Regions from separate parts of the Homo sapiens genome. Here region 1 is linked to region 2. A link is a contact called in ENCODE Hi-C or POLR2A ChIA-PET data. All regions are on one chromosome and are shown on one strand. Each heading gives the region's core, a stretch centred on a gene start or an enhancer-like site at or near the end of the contact. The rest is flanking DNA. Distances are from core to core; before and after follow the strand shown. Region 1 holds the start of TLNRD1 (talin rod domain containing 1). Region 2 holds the start of STOML1 (stomatin like 1).

Region 1 (2,700 bases), core at 120-2,619, 7.0 Mb before region 2:
CCGGCGCTGCCGCTAGCCATCGCGCCCGGGGGGCACTGGCATGCCGCTGGGGAGCCCGCTACCACCGCCGCTGCCGCGGCCACTGCCGCCGCCCCGGCGGCCGTCGCGACTCAGCTGGCCAAGGCCGCGGTGCCTTCCCCGCACCATCATGCCATCCACCGCCGCGGGCAGAGGGCACTGGGCTGCGGCGGCGGGAGCCCGGGCGGCGCGGGGTGGGCCCGAGGGCGAGAGAACGCGGAAGGCTCTTCGGGGCAAGGGGAGGGGCTGCAGCTTTCGGCCTCCTAGAGGGCTTGCAGGAACCATGAACCGGGGCAGAGCAAACTCACTGTCCGCGCTCCTCGTCGCCGGGCTGCCAGGAAAGTCCCTTCTGCTGGTTCGCCGCCGCCGCCGCCTTCTTGGGCATGGCCTGGCGCGGCCCTCGGAGCGGGGAGGGCGGGACGGGGAAGCTGGGAGTTGTCCTTCCTTCCTTCCTTTCTTTGAAATCAAAATCCTTTCCTCGGGGAGGAGCGCGGGAGGCAGCTCAGGCGGGCTGTGCTGTCAGCCGCCGCGCTCGAGGCCACCTCGGGCTCGGCGGCGCACGTGGGCTTCAGGCGCCGTGACCCCACCAGGCGGCACTTCCCCGCGACGGCGGCCGGGGCTGGCTCTCTGGGACGCGCGGCCGCCCCGGGCGCATCTCCTGCCTCCAGCTCTTGGGAAGCGGCGCCGGCGGCAGCGGGGCAGAGGGTGTGGCCGGCACTGTCGCGGCCGCGCCGAGTCAGAGTCGGGCGGGAGCCTGCACTGATTGCGCACAGCGGCCGCCCGGATCGCGCTCAAGCTCTCGCCCGCCCGCCACACGCCCGGGCGTGCCGAGCACCACGGCGGCCCCTTCCCGCCTCGCCGGTTCACAGAGCGCGGCCCGGCGCCGCGGCGGCACGCCCTCCCAGACCGCGCGCCCGGCGGCCCGGCGCTGGCTGTCTACGCAAGTCCATCCCTGTCGCCTCGTCTGGGGCCCGCAGCAGCTGAGCTCTCCCGAGGCCCCGGGCCCCGCGCATCGGACGCCCCTGCACGAGTCTCCCTGCCACCGGGCCAACTCAGAAGGTCCCCGCGGCGCTGCGGCAACCGGCCCGGGCCCCGGCTCCTGCCATTTTTGTCAACCGCCAACTTCCGAGCGAGCGGGCAGAAACTGAAAGGAAGGGCGGGGGCCGAAAGGCAGAGGGGAAAACACCCGCTTCCTCTCCGCGCGCGGCTTCACCTCGGAGCGCGGCCGTGGCTGCGCCGCCGCCCGCAGGGGCTGCCGGAGGCTTTTCCTGTTCCCGTCCGCGCCTCGCCCCCGGGCTCGCCGCCGCCGCCGCCTCGGCCGTAACCTCCCTGGAGCCTATAGAAATCTTTTGTGTGGCGTCACCGCCTTTCGTTTAAATCCCGCTTCCTCCTCTCGCCCTTCCTCCCGCCCCCTCCGCCGCTCCCGGATGCTTGCGCGATGCGCTGCTCCTCCCCCGGGAAGCTGGGTGGCTGCGGGGGACGCCGCCGCCCAACGCGGACGCTGCCGGCGTGGGGCCGGTGGTCCTGAACTCCCCCGTGGTCCTGGGCCGAGAGACTGGGGGAGCGGACAGGGGAAGGCCTGCTCCGGCCCGGGGGCTCTGCGCACACCCATGGGAGACCGGGGCGCAGCCGCCCGCGGGCCTTACGTAAGCTCTTAGCCGGACCAGGGGGCTCCACGCTTCCTCCCCGCCAAGAGAGCAAGTCTAAAAGGTGACCTGGCTTCTGGGCTGAAGGGAGGAGGACACTGGATTTCGGCCCCTGGTGATTTGCTGGGGCCGGTGGGTCGTCTCGGTCTGCGCGACTTCGCCCGGTTTTCCAACGCCCCCTGCCCTTTGTTGTGTTTGATCCACTTCCACGATGGGTTTCCGACCAGCAGTGCAGTGTAACGAAAAGAGGAAAAGAGCACTGGATGGGGAGTCCGAAGAGTGGTGCTAGATGCCTGCCCGTTCCTCCCTTGAAATACGCCTTATGCAGTGAGAGCGCGGGTTCTGAAGCAGATTTCCTAGGATCAGCCTTTCTCAAGCCATTTATGAGTTCCATGACATTGTTCAAGTTCTCTTTCCAAGTATCCGTCTTCTCTTCTAGAAATTAGAGATTGTGCACAGGCTGCTTGAGTACTTGGTTCCTAAACAGTAGCTGTTAGAATTATTATGAGCCCTGATCAGCGCACTTTGCCCTCTCATAACGTCTATTTATTCGTCTGTATAATGGAATAATAGTGGCTGCTGTTAAATGAATTAAATACGACGGCGTTTGGAGGGAAACATTACTACTCCAGTTTTACAGATAAGGAAACTGATGATCAGGTGCTTGAAGTGACTTCCGAAGATCAGGAAGACAGCATATGGCAGGGACAGGAACCCACGCCTACGCCCCAGCCTCTTTTTACCGAACCTTGTTCTTCAGGAAGTGGTTAAAACACCTGGGCTACTCCCAGCAAAACGCCAGTCACGCAGTCCTGAAACAGGTCCTCTAAGGTGCCCAGCCCAACACAGGCTGGGCGTGCTGAGCCAACAGAATGTTTGTTCCTCTGTCCCTTCCTAGAACCCCAAGTCACCTTTCTCCAGCCAGTTAAAAACGTTACTTTTAACTAGGATGACGTTTCAATTTATCGGCCATATCCAAGCATTTCTGAGAATGAACTGTGAGACATGCTATTAATAAATTAACCATGAACAGCAG
Region 2 (2,700 bases), core at 18-2,517:
TGTAAGGCCTCAGGAGCCTGCCCTTCCCTCCAGCCTGGTCAGTACTCCCAGGCCTTTAGAGAATCAGTCCATGAAAGCCAAATATGGTGGGCAGCCATCTGCACAAGGGACCTGGAAGTGGGCTATGGCAGGATGGGGCTTCGGAGGCCAGAGGCGATTGGCTGAGGAGGCAGAGCTGGGGAAGCTTTATTCATTTCTTTGCTTGCTTTGGAAGATAGCCTGCTCCCAGACTACCCCAAAGTCCTGTTGGAAGTTAACACTTCTCAAAGGAAATTCACGAGTTGCATTCAGGTTTTCTCAAGCCCTGGAGAGGCAAGTTAATTCCAGGTACCTGGATCAAGGGGCATGCTCTTTCTGGACCTGCAGGACTGAGGGCCTCACCTCTGTGGTGCTCTGGGGCCCCTGCCCTCATGTAGCTCTGTGCTATCCCCTTCTTCCTTACACTCCCATGCTCCCCGAAGTCTGCATGTGAAACTTCTTTCTTTTTGTGCCAAAGTTCAGGCCTTCCTACTCCACCTTGATCACGGTGACCTGGCCAGGCCATTACTTAACAAATAAGTATTGAGACCTGCCCTATGCCAGTCCCTGCTTGCTGGGCTGTGGGTTCACAAAGAGGAATAATTTGCAGACTATGTCCCAGAGAAACCCAAAGTCCAGATATGGCATGTCCTGCCTCCAGTGTGAGAGAAGGAGTGCTGAGAAGGCTGATATAGCATGTCCTTGATCCTGGAGAAGATTGGCTTCCTGTAAACCCTGATGAGATCTTGCTCTCTCGCTCCGACTGCAGTGCAGTGGCACGATCATAGCTCACTGCAGCCTCAAACTCCTGGACTCAAGAGATCCTCCCGCCTCAGCCTCCCAAGTGGCTGGGACCACAGGCAGGCATCCCACGCCAGGCTAATTTTTAAAAATTTTTTGTAGAGATGGGCTCTCACTATGTTGCTCAGGATGGTCCTGAATTCCTGGCCTCAAGCGATCCTCCTGCCTGAGTCTCCCAAATTGATGGATTATAGGAGTGAGCCACCGTGCCCAGCTTCCCCTCCAGCTTTTCTAGGGCTGAGTAGGAGAAGAGGGGAGGAGGCGATGACCCCAGCGGGGTCCGAGGAACGCCGATCACACCCAGTAGCCCTGGGCTGCAGTTCGGTCCTCCCAGCGCAGGGGGAGCCATGCGACGGCGGAAGCGGGCCCCGGCCGGCCTCCTCTTCCTGCGCCCGCGCCGCCGCGGGTGGCCGCGCGGGTGAAGCCGGAAGCAGCAGCCAGGAGGGCGGGGCCGCGTAGGGCCCACTGGCCAGGGAGGGCGCCGCGCGGAGGCGCGGGGCGTGTCTCCTGTCAAAAGCCATGCTCGGCAGGTCTGGGTACCGGGCGCTGCCCCTGGGTGATTTTGACCGCTTCCAGCAGTCGAGCTTCGGCTTTCTGGGCTCGCAGAAGGGCTGCTTGTCCCCGGAGCGGGGCGGCGTGGGGACAGGGGCCGGTGAGTGGCCGCCTGGCACGGCGGAGCCGGGGGGGACCGGCCGGCAACCCCCAGGCCCGAATCTCTGCCTCCGAGGAGTCGGCCGGCCCGGTGCCGTCGCACCCTACGAGGGGGGACTGAGAAAGGGATACGATGTGGAGAGGGGGCTGGACCCGGCGCCTGGTGCTAGCGCCGATCCGCCCTCCCTAGGGTCATGGGGCTTTGGCCCCAGAGCCAGCCAGCGTTGCTCCTATCTTCCAAAACCTCACCTCACCACATTTGTCCTCGGCTCTTATCAGCCCTTTAGGCCTGGGAAGACGTTTCAGGTTTCTATTTCGCATAGAAGAAACCGAGGTCTAGGCAGAGGAGGCCACCAGCACCCTAAAGGCACCTGCTGCAGGGAAATGGAAGAATTTTCGCCCTAGGGGGCACCTCTAGAAGCCCGGGAACTAGGCATCTCCTGGATGTGCAGGCCAAAATGACAGGTCCTCAGCTGCCTGTTGGATCTGCCCTGCTTCTGTCTTGCCCTCAAAGTCTTCTGTGGCTCCTTTGGCCTACAGGCCAGATCCCACGCTGTTCAGCCTAACCGCCTAACCTTGGATTTGATCCCTCCCTGGCCTTCCTGTCCTGAAAGCTCTCCCTATCCAGAAGTCTCTTGAGAGGCCTGGTGGATCAGAGCCAGGCACAAAGTGGAGCCTCAGTGCTCTGGGGCTTAGCCCAGAGGGCAGGGCTTCCTGGAAGAATGGAGCAGGGCTCCCGACTGCTTCCTGTCCAGGGTTGGGAGGAAAGCGGCAAATAACCTCATCCCAGATTCTGGAGCTGTCTCGGCTTTGCTCCCAACTTGGGCTCCTGAATCTCCAGGGGCCAGGACATTTGGCTTGGATAAGCCTCATCTTTCTAGCCCTGCCCCTGACCCCGACCCCTAACAATTTTCTTGAATTGAAATAGGCAGGGTTTTTTTTTGTTTTTGTTTTTTGTTGTTTGTTGTTTTTTTGAGATGGAGTCTCGCTCTGTCCCCCAGGCTGGAGTGCAGTGGCGCCATCTCGTGAAATAGGCATTTTTTAATGGTCATTAAGGCATTAAAGTTGGGTGTGGAATAGAAAATAATAATCTAATTCCTCATCTGTGGCTCCCGTTGATAAGCTATTTATGATTTATCCCTGTAGGCTAAGGCATCATCTTCATAAGGACTCCTGGAAAGCACACTTCTGGGGCTGATGGTATAGGAGGAATGTGTTTTGCCAGCAGTA

The links. Hi-C counts contacts between places; a loop is a spot of excess contacts on that map. ChIA-PET counts read pairs that join two places held with the same protein, here RNA polymerase II (POLR2A). Pooled maps may share reads with other maps.
Region 1: a pooled map shows a loop between it and region 2 (7-fold over the local background). The contact joins the promoter of TLNRD1 here to the promoter of STOML1 in region 2. A Hi-C loop is called at or near these places in 5 of 50 pooled maps. POLR2A ChIA-PET finds 5 or more read pairs at or near these places in 2 of 52 experiments (BJ and activated T-cell).

Annotation. Positions count from the first base shown.
Region 1 is chr15:80,999,592-81,002,291 of GRCh38, reverse strand. TLNRD1 (talin rod domain containing 1) reads right to left here and starts at 1,369. Exons shown (of 1, transcript NM_022566.3): 1 at 1-1,369. The coding sequence starts at 20. It overlaps LOC128071545, which reads right to left and starts at 150. Exons shown (of 1, transcript NM_001414893.1): 1 at 13-150. The coding sequence starts at 150. The coding sequence ends at 13. RefSeq lists silencers at 72-201, 552-1,011, 1,052-1,741.
Region 2 is chr15:73,990,862-73,993,561 of GRCh38, reverse strand. STOML1 (stomatin like 1) reads left to right here and starts at 1,267. Exons shown (of 7, transcript NM_004809.5): 1 at 1,267-1,471. The coding sequence starts at 1,339. RefSeq lists a silencer at 1,041-1,600 and enhancers at 1,731-1,800, 1,861-1,990.